2 separate regions of the Homo sapiens genome follow, and region 2 is linked to region 1. The links are chromatin loops, found by intact Hi-C in ENCODE. Cell type or tissue: PC-3. All regions are shown on one strand. Each heading gives the region's core, and the rest is flanking DNA. Links, peaks and the distances in the headings are about the cores only.

The links. Hi-C counts contacts between places; a loop is a spot of excess contacts. Peaks named below come from ENCODE experiments on the same cell type or tissue, not always from the same donor. Only the 100,000 strongest peaks of a DNase experiment are listed, where the experiment ranks them.
Region 2: a loop joins it to region 1, with 4 times the contacts of the local background. A loop is called at or near these places in 6 of 110 quality-filtered maps.

What each region holds. Positions count from the first base shown.
Region 1 is chr6:72,398,600-72,409,186 of GRCh38, reverse strand. It overlaps RIMS1 (regulating synaptic membrane exocytosis 1), which reads right to left. Exons shown (of 34, transcript NM_014989.7): 33 at 10,093-10,232; 34 at 6,042-8,691. The coding sequence ends at 8,473. Among named protein-coding and RNA genes, the nearest start is that of KCNQ5, 220 kb to the left of the region's middle. In PC-3, for the core only: no CTCF peak of the experiment used is centred there; no DNase peak of the experiment used is centred there.
Region 2 is chr6:72,257,572-72,268,158 of GRCh38, reverse strand. RIMS1 (regulating synaptic membrane exocytosis 1) reads right to left here. Exons shown (of 34, transcript NM_014989.7): 17 at 9,878-10,034; 18 at 9,048-9,173; 19 at 7,392-7,454; 20 at 3,107-3,184; 21 at 2,656-2,769; 22 at 2,110-2,199. Among named protein-coding and RNA genes, the nearest start is that of KCNQ5, 360 kb to the left of the region's middle. In PC-3, for the core only: no CTCF peak of the experiment used is centred there; no DNase peak of the experiment used is centred there; H3K27ac peaks cover 751 bases.

The DNA of each region.
Region 1 (10,587 bases), core at 3,594-8,593:
CCATCTTGTGTTTGTGTACAGTCCCTGTGCCATACACTAAGCTACTTGTTTATGTCATTATTTTTAACTTGAATTATTTCAAAGGGATTTACAAAGAGTTTCAAGAAGCTGTTTCATAATAACATTATTGGAATAAATCATAAAAAGAAAAAATACATACTAGCTGTGAATTCTTTTATGATTGATGTGAGAGTATAATTGTTTTACAAAGTCCTGGAGAGACAGGGTAAATTAAACTCGTATAATGGGTTATTATACTATTCCTGCAATAGTCCCAGGCAGGAGTTCAGGAAGTCTGTGAACTAAAAGAGAAAAAAGTGCATCTTTTCTTTTTTCTAATCTCTAATTGTAATTTAAAATTTCTTTCATTTATCACTGTAGGTAAGAAACCACAATAGCATAGTAGTACCTGTGACCTTGCTGTCAGTACAGAATCACACATATTCATAATATCAACTAGTATTTATGCTCATCACAGCTTCAAAAACACTGTAGTTATTGGACCTGTCACTAGATTTCTTTTAATACCTCAGTAAAGAAGTCATATGTATTGCTAGATGACAAATTTTTGTTTTATTTTGTTTTTTGAGACAGGGTCTCACTGTCACTCAGACTGGAGTGCAGTGGTGTGACAAAGGCTCACTGCAGCCTCTCCCTCCCAGGCTCAATCAATCTGCAAGCCTCAGCCTCTCAAGTAGCTAGGACTACAGGTGTGTGCCATCGTGCCTGGCTTTTTTTAAAATTTTTATTTATTTATTTTTTTTGTAGAGATGGGTTTTTGCCATATTGCCCAGGCTGGTCTCTCAAAACTCCTGGGCTCAAGTATCCGCGCGCTTCAGCCTCCCTAAGTGTTGGGATTACAGGTGTGAGCCACCACGCCAGACCAAAAATTTGTTGTTAAAATGTTTTTAACTCTTTCAATATAATTGGCTTCATTTTCCTCCTATGTACTTTTTAAAGGAGTTTAACTTCATTATTCTGAGAAGGAGTCTATAGGTATCACCAGGCACCAAAGGGAACCAAAGCATATGAAAAGTTAAGTGCCCTATGGTAGAAGCAATCCCACTCCTCGGTATATACCCAAGGGAAAAGAATTCATTCTATCAAAACAGACACATCCACCCATATGTTCATTGCAGCACTATTCAAAATAGCAAGGACAATGGAATCAACCTAAGTGCCCAACAGCAGTGGATTGGATAAAGAAAATGTGGTACATATACACCATGATGGAATACTATGCAGCCATAAAACAGAATGAAATCATGCTCTTTGCAGCAATATGGATGGAGCTGGAAGCCATTATCCTAAGTGACCTAAGGCAAGAACAGAAAACCAAATACTGCATGTTCTCGCTTATAAGTGGGAACTAAACACTGAATACACATGAACATAAAGATGGGAACAATAGACACTGAGATCACTAGTGAGGGGAGGGAGGGGCCATGGGCTGAAAAGCCATTTGTTGGGTGCTATGTTTACAGCCTGGGTAATGAGATTGCTGACACCTCAAGCCTCAGTGTCATGCAGTTTATCCATGTAATAAACCTGCACATGTACCCTTTAACTTGTAATAAAAGTTGGAATAAAAAAAGAAACATGAGAAGCCTCTAAAATTACACTTGATCCCATTCCATACTTTTTAACAGACTGAAAATGCCTGTTCTATGATAAAAATAAAGAATAGTATATTTTGTCTTAAAAAAGAACTCTATAGTAGAAGAAAACACAACCACTCAGTAGAAAAAAATTCTTTTTGCAGACACTAAATAATAAAATGTAAAACAATCATACAAAAATATTTGCAAAAAGTATTCAGTGACATACTGGAAAAAATAGTTGACAGAAACGCATAGCCAATGCAAGAAGCATCTTTAATAAACACTCAATGAAAACCAAAGGCAAAACATTAGGAAAAAACATGAATTTAGGGTGGAGTGAACATGATGGCAGGAACAAGCTAGAGTGATGTAGGCGTGTGGTTTCTGATGATTTTATGTATTGATAGAACTTGGAAAATGCAGAGGAATGAATAGATAAGATAACACACATAATCAGAAAAGCCGCAGTTGCATGTTGCGGGACATAAATAGGGAAAGGAGTGATAGAATTAAAGTACATGCAAAGGAGGATGAAAGAGATGATCCAGCATCTGAAGAGAGAACCTAGACTGACTATACAGAAAAGGAGAAAGAAAAAGGTGGTAATTTCAGTGAAACGACTCAGTTCCTCTGCTCCTGGAGAAATTGGGGAGAATTCAGTGATATGGGAGCAGATTTGCAGGTAGAGAATAGGTTGGGAACCTTGCATTGCAGAAGGCAGTTAGAGAACCTTGAGAGGCTGAGAATTTCTGGAACAGAAAGATTGTGAGGCTTGCTAATGAAATCATCCAGGAAATGGCACTGAAAATGGTGGTTAGAAAGCACATTTTCTAAAGCTAGACTCGTTCTGTTGGGCTGGGTCAGAGAGGGTGTTCTCTGTCTGCTTCTAAGAGGTGGTGCTCACTAAATGCAAAGGTTGGTCTAGAAAAGGAAGGAACAACCAGCCCTACTGAAGATGCACAGAATGGCCTGAAGACAAAGATGCACAGAATGGCCTGAAGACAGCATTATGTGATATGGGCTATTGAAATTAGCACTCCTATCACCTGAACAGACGACAAATCCTCCTCTGTTTTTATCTACCAGTACTGGAAAGGGACATTGTATCAGTGGTGGTGGATCAGATAAATGATCAGGAAATGAAGGCCAGATTTGTCCAAGAGTTTTGTGTTCATATGAAGTCTTCACAAGGTTAACTTAGACTTCACAAAGTTAGGTTTATGCATAATGGTTATAGGTGCTAACATTTATTAAGCCACTTACTATGAATTCAGGTTTTGTCCTAAAAATGTAATATTTACTATTTACTTTAATCCTCAAAATAATTGTATGAGGTAGGTGTTATTATTATTCCATTTAACAGATATGTTTTAGTGTATTTTATGTTAGCCGTATGTCTTCCTGCGTGCTATAGATATAATTATAATGCCATATTCCTCAAAATGTCAGTCTGGAGTCTTAGAAATATTTAAGGCACCAGATGAGTGGCTCCATAATTTGGAAGAGAGGAGAAGATGAGTGTCATCAGAGTGAGTGTGGTTGGATGTGGCCAATCTTGAGAATTTTTGTCCCACCTTTCCTAGGTCTTGAGAGAAGAGAAAAAATGGATCTAGAGCAGACACAACTTTCCCAACATGTCCTTCTCTAAGGCAGAAGCATTCTCTTTTTTCTAGTAGCATCCATATTGCCTTGGGAGAACTACCCTAACTTTTCTATGTGGTTTGGGTGCAACTGCCTGGATTTCCTAGATCCAGGGCTGGACTCTTGACACAAGCCTGTCTATCAAGGTATTTCATTTTTCTGGTCAGAGATATTTGTTCAGCATTAGGCATGGATCAAGATGATCCAAAGGAGATTCTGCTGGGATGATGGGACAATTGTGGGTTTTTTTAATCCAACTAATACATTTACATTTACAAAAACCAATTGACCACCAAGTATGTGATAAGATAGGTATATACTTTAATTAAAGGAGTTCTGTGGTAAGAGCTATAGAGCAGCAGTCACCAACCTTTTTGGCACCAGCGGCTGGTTTTGTGGAAGACAGTTTTTTCCATAGACCCAGGGGGAGAATGGCTTCAGGATGATTCAAGTGCGTTACATTTATTGTGCACTTTATTTCTATTATGACATTATAATATGTAATGAAATAATTATATAACTCACCATAATGTAGAATCAGTGAAGCCCTGAGCTTGTTTTCCTGCAACTAGATGGTCCCATCTAGGGGTGATGGGAGACAGTGACAGATCATCAGGCATTAGAATCTCATAAGGAGCACGCTACCTAGACCCCTCCCATGTACAGTTCATAACAGGGTTCACACACCTATGAGAATCTATTGCTGCTGCCAACTGACAGGAGGCAGAGCTCACTTGCCTGGCTCACCTCTGGCTGTGTGGCCCAGTTCCTAACAGGCCACAGACCAGTACCAGTCCGTGGCCCAGGGATTGGAGACCCCTGTTTTATTGGGTCTGACAACCTAGACTGGGGTTATTAATGAGCAGCAGGTGGGGTAATCGGAGGAGGCAGGGTAGACAAAACTACTTTTGAAAATTTAAAGAATAATTCTTTGTTCTATCTCCTTTACTCAAACTGTTCCTGAAGTCTGCATATTATGTATTCATGAAGTTTGATAGTGCAAATGGTGAGTGGTCAGGGGAGGGGGGAGAGAGAGCAGGGAGAGGGAGAGGGAGGAAGAGAGAGAGAGAGAGAGACAGAGAGAGAGAGAGAGAGGCTTACAAAGAGGTTTCAGGGAATGGAGAAGAGCCCACCTGCCTCCTTTTCCTATCCCCCACCCCCATCGTAAGGCAGAGTCGTTCAGGCAACTTGTGGGAGACCAAGCTGGCCAGGAGCTGCCTCGTCACAGAGAAATAGCTTAGGATTTTTTCTCACCTCGTGAACTCTTCATTCTTTAATATGTAGCTTAACTGTCAGCAGTTAGTAGAGGACAAAGAGCACTTAGCATGGCAGGATCCCGAGTTGGTCAGACTTTGGTTCATCTCTCAGCATATGTGACCTTAGCTTGTTGCTTCACTTGTCTAAGCTACAGAGCCTCCTATGAGAAATAGGGGTCCTATACTTACCTCATAGGACTGTTGTGAGGGAGTAAATATAATCCCATAGCCTTTGTATACAAATCAAATACAGTAAGTCCTAACTTGGACTAACTTAATCACCTGATCTTGGAAACTGTGATTTTAAGTGAAACAATGTACAGCAGGTCCTCGATAACATTGACAGAGGAAAAAAAAAAGTTTTTTTAATATGTCATTTTACTTAAAGTCACAGTTTCTCAGAACTTAATGACATTGAGGATTTACTGTATGCTATCATAATTATTTCTTTATATATATATAATGATCTCTTTCAATACACAGGGAGCTACTTTAATACAGGGCTACTTTATATTCTAAGTACTTAATACCTAGTACTTAACAAAATTCTTAATAATGTTGGTTAAGTATAATCAGATAATATATTATCTGGGATACATATGGGGCTGGGATTTCAAGAAATAAGTTGTCAGAGTCAGCAAGAAACCATGAAGACTTAGCAAAATTGCCTTTCCTCAGGTTCCTTCCTCCCATGACTGTAGGCTCTGAAATCCCAACACCGGGTAGCTTTATATGGTTTGAAGCAAGATTACTGCTCTTCTCCTTCTGTCTAGACAATAATTCTGAAGCCCACTCTCATCACCTGTTTCAGTGGCAGACTTTTCTCCTGGCCTCACCCAGCTCTGAGCTTTCTTAATGCACGCGCATCAAACAGCTTTAAATCTGACTGTTTTAAATTGAACTGACCAGTTGTTTTTGCCTCTTACTGACCCAGCCTAACAGATAATCTTGTGTCTTGTAGACCAAACAAATGGATGATTTAATAGGGTAAAATTCAGTCAACTGTTTAAAAACTATAAATAACTGATGCATTCATGTCTCCAAACTCTTTATTGCCTCAAATTTTATGTTGATGTAACTGTGTTTACTTTGCTTTACAAGTTAAAGCCAGCGTGGTCTATAAAAAGTTAAGAGCTCTTAGAAAGACAAGACTAGATCACAAAAGTTATTTTACTACAATGCAAGATGAAAGTAGTGCTTACCAAGTGTTTCATGAGAGGCGATGATTATTAAATACATGAGCACACTTTCAGGTAAGAAAAAATAATAAAATAACCTAAAAAGTTAATAATGTCTCTTTGAATATATTATTTTGGATATCTATCTATATTTGAAGATACTTTTATTATCTAAGATTCTATTAAAGATAATTCAGTGTAAATGTAGTGCTTATTTTTTGTTAAATTGGTCTCCTCTAAACCAAAGTTATATAAATTAGTCATGGGTTCAGAAGAAAAAGATGGAAAGAGGAAATATACTATGACGAGAGACGCAGGAATCAATTTTTTGATATGTCACGTAACTTGAAATAATTTGGCAATTGGACAATAGAGTTGTCTCTTTTATTAGCACATTCAAACAGCAGCAGAAAACAACCTTCCATTTGATTCTTACTGAGATTTATTATTTTTAATAATGCCACTTTTCAGAAGTATAGTCATGTGCTCACTTAGACAGGCTGACGAAGTGAAAACTTGTATGTGATGCAAAGTACCCTTTGGGCCATCGATTAAGACATAATATAGTGCAGTGACAAGTCAAGTCAAATGCCCGCAGCAGACAACAAACCCCAGCCTCCCCTTCCCATGGCCTGGCTCCCATTTTGCACCATAGAACCCACAATGGAAATCTGGCAAGACATAGAACACATATGGCTACTGACTGACATGAAAAGTAAATTTTATTAAACATGTTTACATACATGAATTGGAATTTCATTTAAAAGCACAGGGGAGTGTTAAGACAAGTGGTCAAAATAGAAAGATACTACCCAATTATAATCAGTTGATTGTTGGCCACTAAGACAGAACGGAATCTAGTAGAAGTGCACCAATGCTTCAGTTCCTCCTACTCAGCATGGTGAGCAGTGGTCAATCTGTGCCCTGTGGAATGATGGGCAGATAATTCTGGCATGTGTAAATAATAATAAATAATTCACTTGGTGCAGGCAGTATGTCTATGAATTAAAACCTAGTGTGTACACAGTGTCTACATGTGTTACAGCCCCACAGTAGGAATCTACACCAAAATATTTATTAGAAGGAATTTGGTCCGTACTACATCACGTTTTCCGGAGGGTAAAAAATAAAGTCCATCTATAGACATTTCACCACAGACCCAGAGACTGAGTCTGGCTAAAACCTGCAAAATGTCTATAACAAAAGTGGATGGCTTAGATTTCTTGGTTATTTCGGTATAGTAATTAACAAGCAAACTGTACAAGTACATGCAACATACAAGCTGGCCTATGTGGAACTAACATACATTATTAAATAACCTTTTGTTTCTTTTCTTTTTAAAATTTTTTTTTTTTACAAAATGTGCATGCAGCTCTGAACAGTTCCAAGTCATGCTGCTCTATTTGTGTAATCACAAAAGTGGAGTGACTCATAAAAGGAGGGAGAACATATCAATGCACCTGCAGAGACTGCAGTTTGTAGCACATGTACAGAATGTCACAAGGGAAATTCAAGGCCAAGAGAAACTAAATGAAAATGCAAATTGAAAGTTCATTTTGTTTATTTTCCCCCCAAAAAGTAAGATACTTTGCATTAAAAAATCAAGCTTTGTGCTTGCATCAATCTCAAAGAAATGTAAACTAAAATTCAATAAAAACAATAGTTTAGTGCAGAATATTTCAACTGGAATTTCCAGTGGAATATTGAACAGCTCATACCATGCTCTTTCCAGGGCAGATGGATGTGTCTACACTGAGGTATGGCTGAGAAGCCTGGGCATAGCTCAAAGTGTCTTAGGCTCAAATCCATTCCTAGTCACCATTTTTGGGAAGTCAAAGTATGGTTTATACACATGAGCATTTTTTTAATATCAGGAAGAAAAAGGCATTACAAGGAGTGTTTTCAAAGTACAATTATGCAGTTAGTTTTAGTCCCCAGCATTAGTTGCAGATTGACTTCTTTAAAAGTCTTCCATGCAAAACAATGGAAACCATAAATTAATTTTCTAGAATGCAAACAGATAGGCTCTTCATTAAAAAAGTACTTCTGTGATTATTTATTTTGGAAGATAACTTTTTGTCTCTTGGGTATCCACACATAAGACTTTAAATAATTATAAAATGAAAGCTAGTGAAACCCTTCCTTGGCTTCACCTTATGTAGCTGTTTAACACTTTGGGGAGATGCTACAGAGACTACTTCAGCCCTTTTTTTTGGTGCTTTTGGAAAAAAGAAGGGAAGAATCTCTGTTAGCATCATGAGGCCTGTCATGACACAGCCAAAAAAAAACTAGTGGAAATAACAGATGTGGTGAAAACAAAACAAAAACTCAAGAAACGAAAACCAACAAACAACACACAAATAAACAAAACACACAAAAGAACAAAACAACTCAAACATCAGGGAAATAACACTGCTTGTGGTCTGTGCAGAAATGTGTAGAATACAACTTTTCACAGAGTGAGAGTTTCCAGTTTGTTCAATTTGGTGTGTGTGTGTGTGCATGTGTGTGTGTACGTGTATGCGTGGATTTAAAGTTTCCTCTTTTTCTATTTGTTAGAAGCATCAGTGACTCTCACCAGCATGTTGATTCTTCCTGTAAATTTGATAGATTGCCTTGTTCTGTCATATGAAGCCATGTTTTAAATAACAATTGGGACATATTATTGAAAAACTACTACAGGCAAAACACAAGTTGATTGTCTGTCTCCAACAATGCTTTCGATCATGAAATATCTGGTTCAGATTATTATCCTGAAAAGTAGAGTTTTATTGGAATGACTCTGGTATGAGTTCACTATGATCGAATACAGGGAGGCCCAGTTGAACTTTCCAGAGATGACTGGGAAGCCCGCCGGGTGAGGGGAGTGAGTGTGGGATCCACCAGTGAGGACGGTGGGAACAATTTGTACCATCCGATCACCATGCTGGACAGGTCGAGTTCTTCCAACAAGATCTGAGCCACACCCATAAAGCATTTGTGGTCCATTCTGCCATAGTCTCCCCAGACAATCACCTGCAGAGATAGAGAAATGCAACATTACCTGGACTTCTCTCTGCTTCACATTCGAAGGGCTCAAAGCAACTATGCTGTAAAAGTGGGCCAGTCAGTGAAGCAGAGGAAAAGAATAATGAATACAACTATCACCAAGGAGAAGGCACAGATAAGAAGATACACTAACCTTAAGGTGCTCATAGACACTTCACAATAATTTTAGTCTGATGGAATGAAGGATTGTGTGTTCCTAGTCAATGAGGAGTATTAGCTACATAAGCCATGTTAAAGAAATAAATACATAAGAGTATTTTTATATGAATGCAACACCTTTCTTGTGTAACTACTATCTAATTAGCGATGTACAGGACCATAAAAATCTAAAAATTAAAATTTGTGCAATTTAGGAGGGCAAGATGAGCAATCCAACTCAGTATACCATGGAATGTATGTACCAGAAAGTATGTACAAAGAATGAGAGTATTCATTTGATTTCTTTCGTATTATGGTCTTTTTAGTGAAGGGGTAGGTCAAAAAATAATTGTGAGCTGGTACCTTTTGAGGACTTGCCTGCCAATTTTGATTTAGATGATTAATATTTCAATTAGATCATTAAAAATTACCACAATCTAGGTCAACTTCTATTGGCTACTAGTGTCAGACAAGCCTTCCATTTCACATACTCCCAGGTTCTATTTTCTAATACTTCAGTCGTCTGTAAAGGTTCTCAACTGAACTCATTCACCTGTTTTACACAAGCAGAGTTGGTGGTGAATCATGTCTTTAAAATTTACTGAGTAATTTTGTGAAATTACTTTACCTCTTGAATCTCAGACATAATCTTTAAAATGGGGATAATGATACTTATTGCACATGTTAGTTACAAAATTTAAATAATGTATATAAGCACCTAGAAATGCATCTGGTACTCCACCAGGGCTCAATATTTGCTGGTGTCTGCACACTTCTCTTTTCCTCTCCCTCTTCCTCTTTGTACCCCATGTTTGGTATATAGCAATGCTCAACCAACTATTATTAACATTGTTTTGTTTGCTATATCTGTATCTATCTATCATCTATCTATCTAGTGAGGACATATCTCTATCTATCTATTTATCATCTATCTATCTAGTGAGGAGTGAGGAGGGCTGGGAACAGGGCAAAGCTAGAAGGAGAGGATAGAGAGAGAAAAGACAAGAAGAGAGAGAGATAAAATAAAATTGTTCTCTATTAGACCCACCAAATATTTTTGATATTATATATTATTTATATTATAAACTAACCATTTGAATTTTGTCTACTCAAGAATATTATCCTACATTTATCTTTACCAAATTTTATTCTCTTTGTGTTTGACCATCTCTTCGATGTATGGGTAAAACAGACATTTCAATGTAAAAAGCCAAACAAACTATTACTGACCTGAAGAACTTTACCCTGTGGACTTTCATCAAAAACCAGAGACTGCTGATACAAAGGATCAAGGGTTTTTCGTGCAATTCTTGTCTTCTTCTTGGCTATACAGGCCCCATTTTCCAAAAGATATACTTTGACATATGGAGCTAAACAAAGGTATATTAACATATAAGAAATTATTCCTTAAATTCAACTATTTTTTTAATTAGAGAATTCCCTATTAGAGAATTAGAGATGCTTACTGAAAGTTTCCCATTGACTGTTTAAATTACTTAAAATTTCCATTGCTCCATAAATTCTGTTCCTTAAATCTATATGTTACCATTACTGCCATTTTCCTCATTTTGACTCAATGTATACAAAGTTATTTGAAGACTTTGACTTACTTGGGTTACAATGCAGGTTTATATCTTAAAGCTCATTGTTACCTTTTTATGATTAGAACTATATTCTTTTTTTCTTTTGCCTTTCTAAGTGTGCAAAAAGAAAATAATTGACACA
Region 2 (10,587 bases), core at 3,256-8,255, 140 kb after region 1:
GGTACTTGTAGTCTCTATCCTCCAAACCAATAAGCATCTACAGCTTCTGTAATTACTTGATGAAACCTTATCTAAGTTTTATTTTACATTACATAAAATAATTGTTTATTTTACATTACATAAAATAATTGCTGTTCTTCTTGGCAATAAAGTGATCCCAATAAACTTAGGATCACTGATAATACCAAGACTTGTTTCATTGAGTTTTTAAATGAAAAATTCCTTTTTATTCAATATGTAGAGTGAATATATGTTTTCAATATTTTTTCTTCTTTTATTCAAGGTAAATACACCCACTTGGACTTTACAACAATCTGTACAATAACTGTCCCTAGATTATTTGCCTGCTGGTTGACCTGCTTTAAGGGTATTATCTGACAGATTAAATTTGCCAACATGGAGATTTATAAACTCTGTGGCTTCAGTGTCACAAGGGAACATATGCTAGACAGGCTCACCATAAGAATAGACCTGCACTGTCCAGTACAGGAGCCACAAACCACATGAAGCCAATGAGCACCGTAATGTGGTTAGTCCAAAGTGGGAGTGGTGCAAGTACAAACTATCTTTAGTATCTATGGCTTATTATGCTGTAAAAAAGGGAGTGCAAAATATCTAATAGTTTGTATAATAATGACATGTGAAAATTATATTTTGAATATACAGGGTTAAAAATTAAAATTAACTTAATCCTTTTAGTATGGCTACTACGAAATATTAAAGTATCAGCTTGCATTATGTTTCTATCAGATGGCACTGATATGGGTAATATTAAAAATGTCAGGCTGCTATGGTCAGAAGATTCCACTAACTTGAGAATTTCTATCCTTGTTTTACTACTAACCAGAAACATATAAGAAAATAATAACTAAACATATTTTAAAATTTTCTTGCTACTCTTGAAATTATTTGGGGAAGGGGTTATATTTGACTAAAGAGAATGATAAAACAATTCCAATTATGATTTTAGAGACTCTATAGTCCTTTCAACTAAAATTTATATTACAAAAGTAAAGGGATACAAGACAGAAATTAAATTTCACTTTTTTCTATTACACAGTTTACAAATGTAAAAGAATACACAATTTAAAAGTAAATTCTTAAGGCACTAAAACAAGGTATATACACACGTGTACCTATTGTTCAATTCCAGAAATAAATATCTCATAAATAAATGAATAGACTCAGATTAGAAAGTTACCTAAAGAAAAGCTTTAAGTAGCCTACTAAGAAGGAGGAGCGGGTTACATTAGTACAACTAAATATTTTTCTTCAGGATTTGTAAAGAGGTAGTATGCAAATGTCTTCTGAATGACTTCTAATTAAAAAGAGATAGCCATTATAAACAAGACTATCAATTATAACTAAGTCTATTAAAATTATAACTAAGTCTATTAAAAGAGTTCCATCACAGTGGAAAAATTAGATGCTTACAGCTAGGAGATAGTGTAACACAACATCAATGAATATATCAGAATTTATTAATTAAAGTTTTAAGCAAAATTGTCTGTGTACATATATATGTATTTCTTTTTGTTAGGCATCAGGAAATTTATGAATAACATCATTTTTTGTTGTCAAAGTATAATTTAAGGTAAAACATTATATCAAAGAGTAGATTGATTAAAAATGAATGTAGATATACAAAGGAAGTATTCTATTTAAAAATACTTCCTGTTATGAGTTTATAGAAGATTGTTGTTAAACCTATAAATACTATTTATCAGTGGTACTAAGAGGAAAGTGATCCTCCCCTTCGGATAATTCACTGGACCTTATAACATTATCAGCATACTGAAGGTTTCCTGAATAGTCAATAAAATGACTGAACAGCAACAAAAGGGGAAAAGCAGCAGCCAGAAGCAGTTACAAATTACACCACGCCATTTGCAACAACATTCATAGAAATATGTGTATGTGTACCCTTGGGTTTATCCACATACGCATATCTCTAAATAGACATGTATAATAAGGGAAGGGGAAATGTAGACAGTTAGCAAAGTATACATGAATGAATAAACCTGTAAGGCTGTCATGAAACAAAACAAAGTGACTGAAAAAAATCACTAGTACAAATGATAAGAAATTAAGAAAGTCTTTATTTTATACCTTTCTCGTTCTGGTGAATGCAAACTAGTATCTGGTCTCAAGCAGTTGGTACTAGCACTCCTAGCCCTGTCAAGAAAGGGCTGCAGTTCACTAGTGCCAGTGCATTGCATCCAGTGGTAGAAGAGAAAGACAGAGAAAACAAAGAAAGGAAGACCATGTTAGAGAGTAAAGCATAAAATAATGTCCCCTTTACACAAAATGTAGAATCACTGGGATTCAGTTCATAAGGGTGTGAGAGAGTTGACAGAATGACAGTGTAAAATTTTGTTTAGAAAATGAAGCTAAACAAAGATTATGCTTAAATTGCTTTGCATAATTTTTAAAAGTGTCTCAGACTGAAAAATGAGACTAAATCACACCTACTTATGAAAAAAACTGGATACAGAAAGCACTAAAACAAAATGCCTAAAATTTCATTACCAGGAACAGATGCCACACCAAAACAAAATGAAGGACATCAGAGGAGAAATAATTTTACAACTCAACTTTTTTGGTTCACAACAATAAACAAGGGAAACGGAAGATATCACTTCCAAATGTTCTTACCTAACCAGTATTTCATCAGTAAATCTCAATACTGTTGAGTTAAAGCATTCATGATGAAGGGAAATGTCCTGTCTAGTCACTGATTTGGTCTTAGTATGTGCAGGCAGAATTGAGCTCCACAAATTAAAATTACACAAAAATAAAATAAAATAAATTATAATTAAAATCAACAAGTACAACAATATACAAATGACAAAGCAACTAGAATTCTGACATTTGAGTTAGTAGATGTCATTCAGAGAATTATTCTAGTACTAAGTTTTATAGTTAAAACGATTTTAGATATCATTAATTTAATGTCTCTCACTGTATAATTATTTCAAAAGAATATTTTATTAGAATGTAAATTTCCTATTTAATATTTTATTAGAATGTGAATTTTCTATTTTTAGTAGGCAAGGGATTAGGAATTACTTTATAACTGGGTGGGACTCACTGTTAGGGCTCTTACCTGTAAATATTCCAGTGAGAACTGCTCTGTAATAAAGGCATCTTGGGAGGTAATGTTTTATAGTGCCTAACAAGATGTCTGGAACGTAGCAACACAAACACGCAGGAAACAGAAAAATATATATGAAACCAATTTTATTAAGATATTCAGAAAGTAGGAGGCCTATAAAGCTATATAGATAAATCTTTGGTCATTTTTTTCTCAAAAGAACCACAATAACTATTTGAAGGGAAGACTACAATTATTAAAATATGAAATCATAGACACTTGACTTCATAAAATACTCAAAATTATTATTTAATTATCTGAATTAGAAAAATACCTGCTAACCAAACTCTATGAATTATCATTGATCAATATGTAAATGTGCTACTTAATCTCTGATTTAATATTATGCCTACTTCTACGAAAGTAAACTCATAGCTAAAAGTAAAAATCAACTAATTTATATAATTTTAGAGTTACAATATGACTAAAAGAATTTTAATGTTCTAAAACAAAACAAAGTGTTGACTAGCATTCCAGGGACAAAGCTGGTCATAGTACCAGACTGCAGCAAAAAAAAAGGAAACAGAAAAAGGCCAAGAAGTGATTGCAAAGGAGCAAGCTCTTTCTACTTATCAGCTTCTGTCTGGATCCAGACCCAACCACAGGAAATTTTCCTTTGGAAGTAGGGTAAGATAGGCATTAGATGCAAACCAGAATATGGATTTTGAATTGGCAGAAAATTGGCCCAACGGCATCTGATTCCTTTAAAATCTGTGAGGGTTTCTGGACTGTCTATGCCATGAAGGACAAACTAGGTCCAGCCATATTTTTTTTGATAATTTAATAATGTTCTATAAATTTAATTACTAATTATGAAAATCCATCATCTATCTCAGCTAGCAGTAAAGCATAATCAAGAGGGAAGGGAATAAACATTTATCAAAGGCTTCCTAAACATCAAACACCTCACTGGTTTAATCATGTTTATATTAATGATCAAATCAAAGGAAATCCCTTAAAACTTCAATTAAAAAATGAACTAAAATGCCATTTTCTTTTCTTTTCTTTTTTGAGACAGAGTCTCACTCTTGTTATCTAGGCTGGAGTGCAATGGTGTGATCTTGGCTCACTGCAACCTCTGCCTCCTGGGTTCAAGCAAATCTCCTCTCTCAGCCTCCCAAGTAGCTGGGATTACAAGCACCTGCCACCATGCCCACCTAATTTGTGTGTGTGTGTGTGTGTGTGTGTGTGTGTGTGTGTTTTAGTAGAGACGGGGTTTCACCATGTTGGCCACACTGGTCTCAAACTCCTGACCTCAAGTGATCTGCCCGCTTCAGCTTCCTCCTTATTAAGTACAAGTTGAGGACAAATTTTACTGAAACTAAGGATTTAGCCTCCTTTCTAGACAGTCGACTCTTCTTTTCAACTCCTAACCTCAGGCAAATATCTTTAGTAATAGGTTGCTATAAAACTTTTCTAAGCATTGCTTCAAAAGTGATTTTTTTTTCAAGAATGGGATCAACATAGAATGGGAAACAGCTAGAAAATAGCACAAAATTTATAGTCTGAATGTTCAAGTTCCTGCCTTGGCTTTGCCACTTATTGGCTGTGACCTGGGTAATTCGATTAAGTCTCCAAGCCTGTTTCTACATCCACAAAATGTGGGAAATAACTTCCACTTAACAGGGGTGTGTGGTAACATGTACACAATATTTAGGACACAGTAGGATACAGTAAGGCAACTATAGCATTTTCTCTATACTACCACTTCCTCGAGACACGTTTTACTAAAAAAAGGTTGGGAAATTAAACAATTTGGGAGAAAAGAAACTAAACATACAGATTTCTTTAGAACATGACTTTAATATGCTGTGTGTATTAAATTTCAAGGTAGACACTTTCAGTTGCAAAGTTTCCAAAATGTATTTGACTCACAAAAACTCTTATTGGTGAAACATCTCATAGGACAAGTTTTCATATTTTTGGAAAAACTAGTTAAACAGAAGATATCAAATAGATCTGATTTTGAATCCTTACTCTATTAGTCGTAAAATAAACTTTCGTAGCTTTTTTCCTCATCTCTAAAATCAGGATAATAATATTCATAACATATAATTATTGTCAGGAAATTGACAAAGTACATTAAATATTTAACACTGTGCTTGTTATTAAATAAATGTTATTTTCCTTATGTTTACTAGAGACTAGTAAATCCTCAGATTTTATTTTTATAAGTCCTAAGTGAACATGGTATGATGTATTTTGAAAGCTTTAGATTTTAGCCATGGATAGTTATAGAAATAATAAGTGTCCATAGTTTATATGAAACCAAACTATATTATTGATATATCCATATAAAGTTGTGGTTATTTATATGTACACATTTTGACATTCATTTTTATACAGATATAAATTAATGTTTTTATAAATACATGAATATAAACACAGAAGAGATTATATATACATACATGCACGTATTTTTGAACTCATGTTGTCTCTATCTCCATACTTTTAGCATTACACATTAGAGAATGAAAGACAGGAAGGAGAAAAGACACTGGTGACATATGTTTCGCACTGACACATTTGGCTAGCTCAGCTTCCTTCCACTCCCTATCTTATTGTCGTAGTACCTGTCCACAGGATGTTATCTGCCTCGCTGAATACTCATTTATTTTTAAATTGTATACATACAAATATGATTATTTGCTTAAATCAGGAAATGCAAAGTCAACATACAGAGACTATTAAATAGGACTTGTGGAGCTCAGAATTATTAGCAAAGCACCAATCTTAAGTATAAGATTATATAAAATGATGCAACTATTATATAATATTATATAAGTATATAATATTTTACAAGTACAAAATAAGGGAAAGAAAAATATTTTTAGTTATTATATTTAGACCACTGGTGTGAGTATCCTAGAAATATTCACACACTGAGTGCCAGGCACACACTAAGTAGCTTAAAATATAAGGATTTTTTTTGTGTTTGTTTTGTGTGCATGTTTTTTATTTCTTTTGAAGCTTTAGTCACATCAAGAGGAGTGTGAGAAAACTTTCAGAATTAGTAAATAAACCATTATTTTAAGAAACTGTTTGTCAAGAACAAGTAATAATAAACCTGGATAGTTCATGCTTTGACCTTCAGTAGGTTTTTACAATATGCATGATTTTACATTTTTTTCTCAGCAAGCAGAACTAATATTTCCTCGATTTTTTCCTGTGGCACTCCAAGCAAACATGGCAGTAGTTATGAGTAGTATAACTTCAGACTGTAAAAAGTTCAAACAATTTTTATTAGCCCAATTTTGTTTGCATTATTGGGCAGAACTACATATTACACACAGACATAATAAATCATGCATTTGTCTTTGCATCCCAAGTACTGCGGTAATACCTCTTTCTTTCTCTTTCCTCTTGCTTTTTATTGGCTAAAATATTTGAGTTCGATTATTTTGTGTTAGTTTGTTTCACTGACTTACTACTTCCTTAACTTCTATATTCATTTCAAATATACATTAAGTATTTATAGAATATGTTCCATGAGTAATCTGTAAGAAGTTTTACTTGGATATGAAATTAAAGATGTAATGAGATTAACATAAAGCATCAGGCTCTAAGCTCCAATTTAGAAGCAAAAATTATATCTTTTGTCGCTTCTAAAGAGGCATTCATACTGTTATATGCCTTTGTGGGAAAGTTTGTACTGCAGCATTTCTGACAACTGGTGGGCTAGGATAGTTAAGATCAGGTTGAATATCTTCACTTTTCATCAAGAAAGAAGCTGAAGCTCAGCCATTAAAAGTGAACTGTTAAAGATTTTATCAAAAGCAAACAGAATATAAACAACAATAAATTCTAAAAGGAAATTAAAAAAGGCTAAAACAGAGCAAACTTACAATTATGAAACAATGACACTGCCATACACAGATTAGACCTCTTGTGACTAGACAGGAATATGTGTGGGAAAGTTGGGGGCACTCACAGTGAGCATTTAGAATTTTAATTGCAGAAACTGGTTCCTCAGTTTTAGGAACGCAAACAGTCCCAGAGAGGCCCACTAGTCTCTGGATTTTTGAATCTACAGATGGCAAAGCAGTCAGCCTGAATCGGAACTGAAATATATTTGGAACCTTTTCCATAACCTCAATATAAAACAAAACAAATTTCAAATACTTGGGAAATTTATTTGACTTGCTTGTAATAATACCACTAAGGGAGAGACGGAAGAATAATAGAATGGAAAGAGAGTCATCACACACAGTCACCATTACCAAATCCCTGTATTTACCTGGTAGTATGTAGGCATTCTGCACTTCGTCCTCGTTTTGCTCTGGGCAGCATAAGAAGCTCACTGCACAGACAGGATGGGTGGTGAGTGAAACAGATAAATTATGAGACATGGGTTATGCCAATGGTATGCCAATGAAAACATGAAAAGGGAAGAAACCAGATTGTCTGCACTAGCATATTTGCTTGAGAGGTTAAACAAAAATAAACATAAAAGCATTTAAAAAATTTAAACAATAAAGTACAAATATTATGGTTGAAGTCCTAGCTGTTGCTGATTTGCCATTGTATTTCAAAATGATTTTATAGAATATTAAAACAAAACAAAATTAAATATTCCTCAAATAAGATATAGGACTCTGTTTCCAATTATAGACAACTGAGTATTTTTTTAATACTATAAATTTGGCCTGATACTAATGGGAATTCTGAACATTTTTATAACTTTATAACAAATTAAAGCGTGATAGTTTTCTTGGCTTTTATAGCCACTGAAAATGCAATACCATATTATGTTTCTTATTAACCAACTAACAATATAATTGATTAGAATTTTTATTTTACAATTAATACTTTATCTATATCCAAATTAATTTCACTATATTGACTGCCCTGGTCAAGTAGCCCTGTGTTTTCCCTCCTCACCTAAATTCATGGTGGCCCAAATGAATGTTGATAAAATAGCCCTCATTCAACTCAAGCTGAGATGTCTGGAATCCTATTCCTCAGAGCAGCTCTTCATCCTAGTACCTATTGTGACTCCATTCTTGAAGGTCACAACGCTACTTTCCACAGTAGGATGGCAATTAGGTAGGTTAAGAAGTTCTACTTTGTGTCCTTGACTCCATGGCGAAAAATTATTTAGCACCACTATCATGACCCTTCTCCTCACTGAAAGTTTCTCCATTTTAAAAAGCCAGAAGAGAATATTCAACAAGGTGGGTATTATAAAACCTTAAATCAGATCCTGAGCTTATAATCAGGCTAATTGTACAGGTATATGGTTACTTCAAGAAGAAAGTCTGTGGGCACGCAGAGCAACAGATTCATAATGTAGACTTATAGTAATTATTTCCGTGAAATATTAGTTCACAAATGCAGAATTAAATCTAAGCACATATCCCCATAAGAACCCATCTCAATAATTGTATTCTATAGACATTTTCTAGAAAGAGATTTTATGAAAAGAAGTATATAACAGAAACATTATTATTGAAGTTCTCATAGAAACTCTGCAATTAACTTTCAAATGGCATGTATCCACAATGTTTTAAATTATATAAATAACATAATTTTTATGATTACTTCATACCTCAAATATTGTGACCCACAATAAATAAAATATTTGAAAACTCCTTATGCAGACTCCCTTCTATAATTTAGGTCAATATCTAAGTCAACAAGCTGTACCTTTAAAGCTGTCTAAGCATAAATTCTGATTTTGTAAAAGAAATTGGATAATTATAACAATATAATATTAGCCAAATATTTCCTAGAGTTACATTTCTATTACAATATGTTAACAGTTGTTGCTTGAGAGCAGCTCATTTTTGAGTGATAAATACTTTTACTCTCTAATGTGCTATGCCACAATATCTGTATATATTAAAACAGAACAAAAAATTCATAACGTTGAGATCATAATTTTGACAAATACCTGTCTTGTTCTGATAAATACTGACTATCCACATCTCTGGTTCTATGATCAACTGGACTTCGGGAGGCATCATGGTGTCTGGTTGGAGAACGTGACCTTCTTGTTGGATGAATTTCATCTAAACTCCTAAAATGATTACAAAATTCTTATGTGTCAAATTGTATCATCTTCCCAAAACAGGCAGACAGACTAAAGTGAAGGAACTGAGAGTAATATGCAAATAAACACTGAAAAGTATTTGCATCATAATCAAAACCTACTTATCAATGAGTTAAGGGTATTTGTTTTCTATGAGTTTTTGCCTGTGGCTGCATTTCTCCAACCTTCTTTCATACTTCTATCAAAATCAATTTTTATCGGCATAATTAATTACAATTTCAGGAGTGTATATCAGAGTAAAATGAAGTAGAGCACTATATGTTTTATTTATGTTTCCAAGCATTTAAAGTGCTTCAAAGAGACAATCCTAAATCTCTTCAAAGTCCATTCTGTCTCTTAACCTTATCCTCTTCGCCACTTCTCTCCACAATTCTGATTTGTTACCATTTTTTTCTAACAAGAAAGAAAACTAGCAAAGAGAATACAAGACAATTATTCAAAAACTATTCCTGGGACATAAACAACTTCTGCTCCCTGGGAAATTTCTTCAGATTAAACAACAGACTGCCACATAGGTTGGATAAAGAATAAAAAAAATTTTGCCTACAATTAATTCTGAAAAAAATAATTTGACCAAACTATTTTTTCATTTCAGTTAGTTTTGCAGCAATTTACACTGCATTATAATAAAAATGTACTGTCAGGGACACTGAGCCCATTTCAAAGCCTACCTCTGTAATGGCACATTTGGTAAACGTGAACGCGGCTTTCCCTGATCATTGCCGCGATGAGGAGATACTGAACGTGAGCGGTGATGAGTTGTTCTTTGCTGTTCTGGCACAGTTAATGTTGTAGATTTACTTTCTCTAGCACTAGACCTATAGCCTACTGGCAAAAGTACACACAGAAAAAATTTAGTCAGTATTCTTCTATAATGCAAACATTAACACAGGAATATAAAATTATTCTAAAGCAGCCATTGATCTATGAAGAATAAATGTCATGCAATCGGTATTAATAGCCTTATCTTCAAAAATATTAAGTATACCTACACAGAGTGTAACATATACATGCATTGAAACAGGTTACAGTTTTGCTCAAAGGAACCATGGAGATAATAATATGAATATGACAGTTGATGCCTCAGACATTACGATGAGTTGGGATACTGTTTCAATTTAAATAATGAACGAGTTCGTGACTTAGCAACACAAATGAAGTGCTTGACATGAAACTATAGTTAATATACAAGTCAATGCTTAGAAGTTTGGAGTCTCTTTAAATTTAAATAAATTCTTCATTTCGATTTTTATTCTAGAGAATAAATTATTTTAGTTGGATTGCAGGTGGCCTCTTTAATAAGAAAACAAATATATTGTTCCAGTTTTAATTAACAAAGAAGAGTAGCAGATCTTCACCATTATACTCATTGTGAATTTTG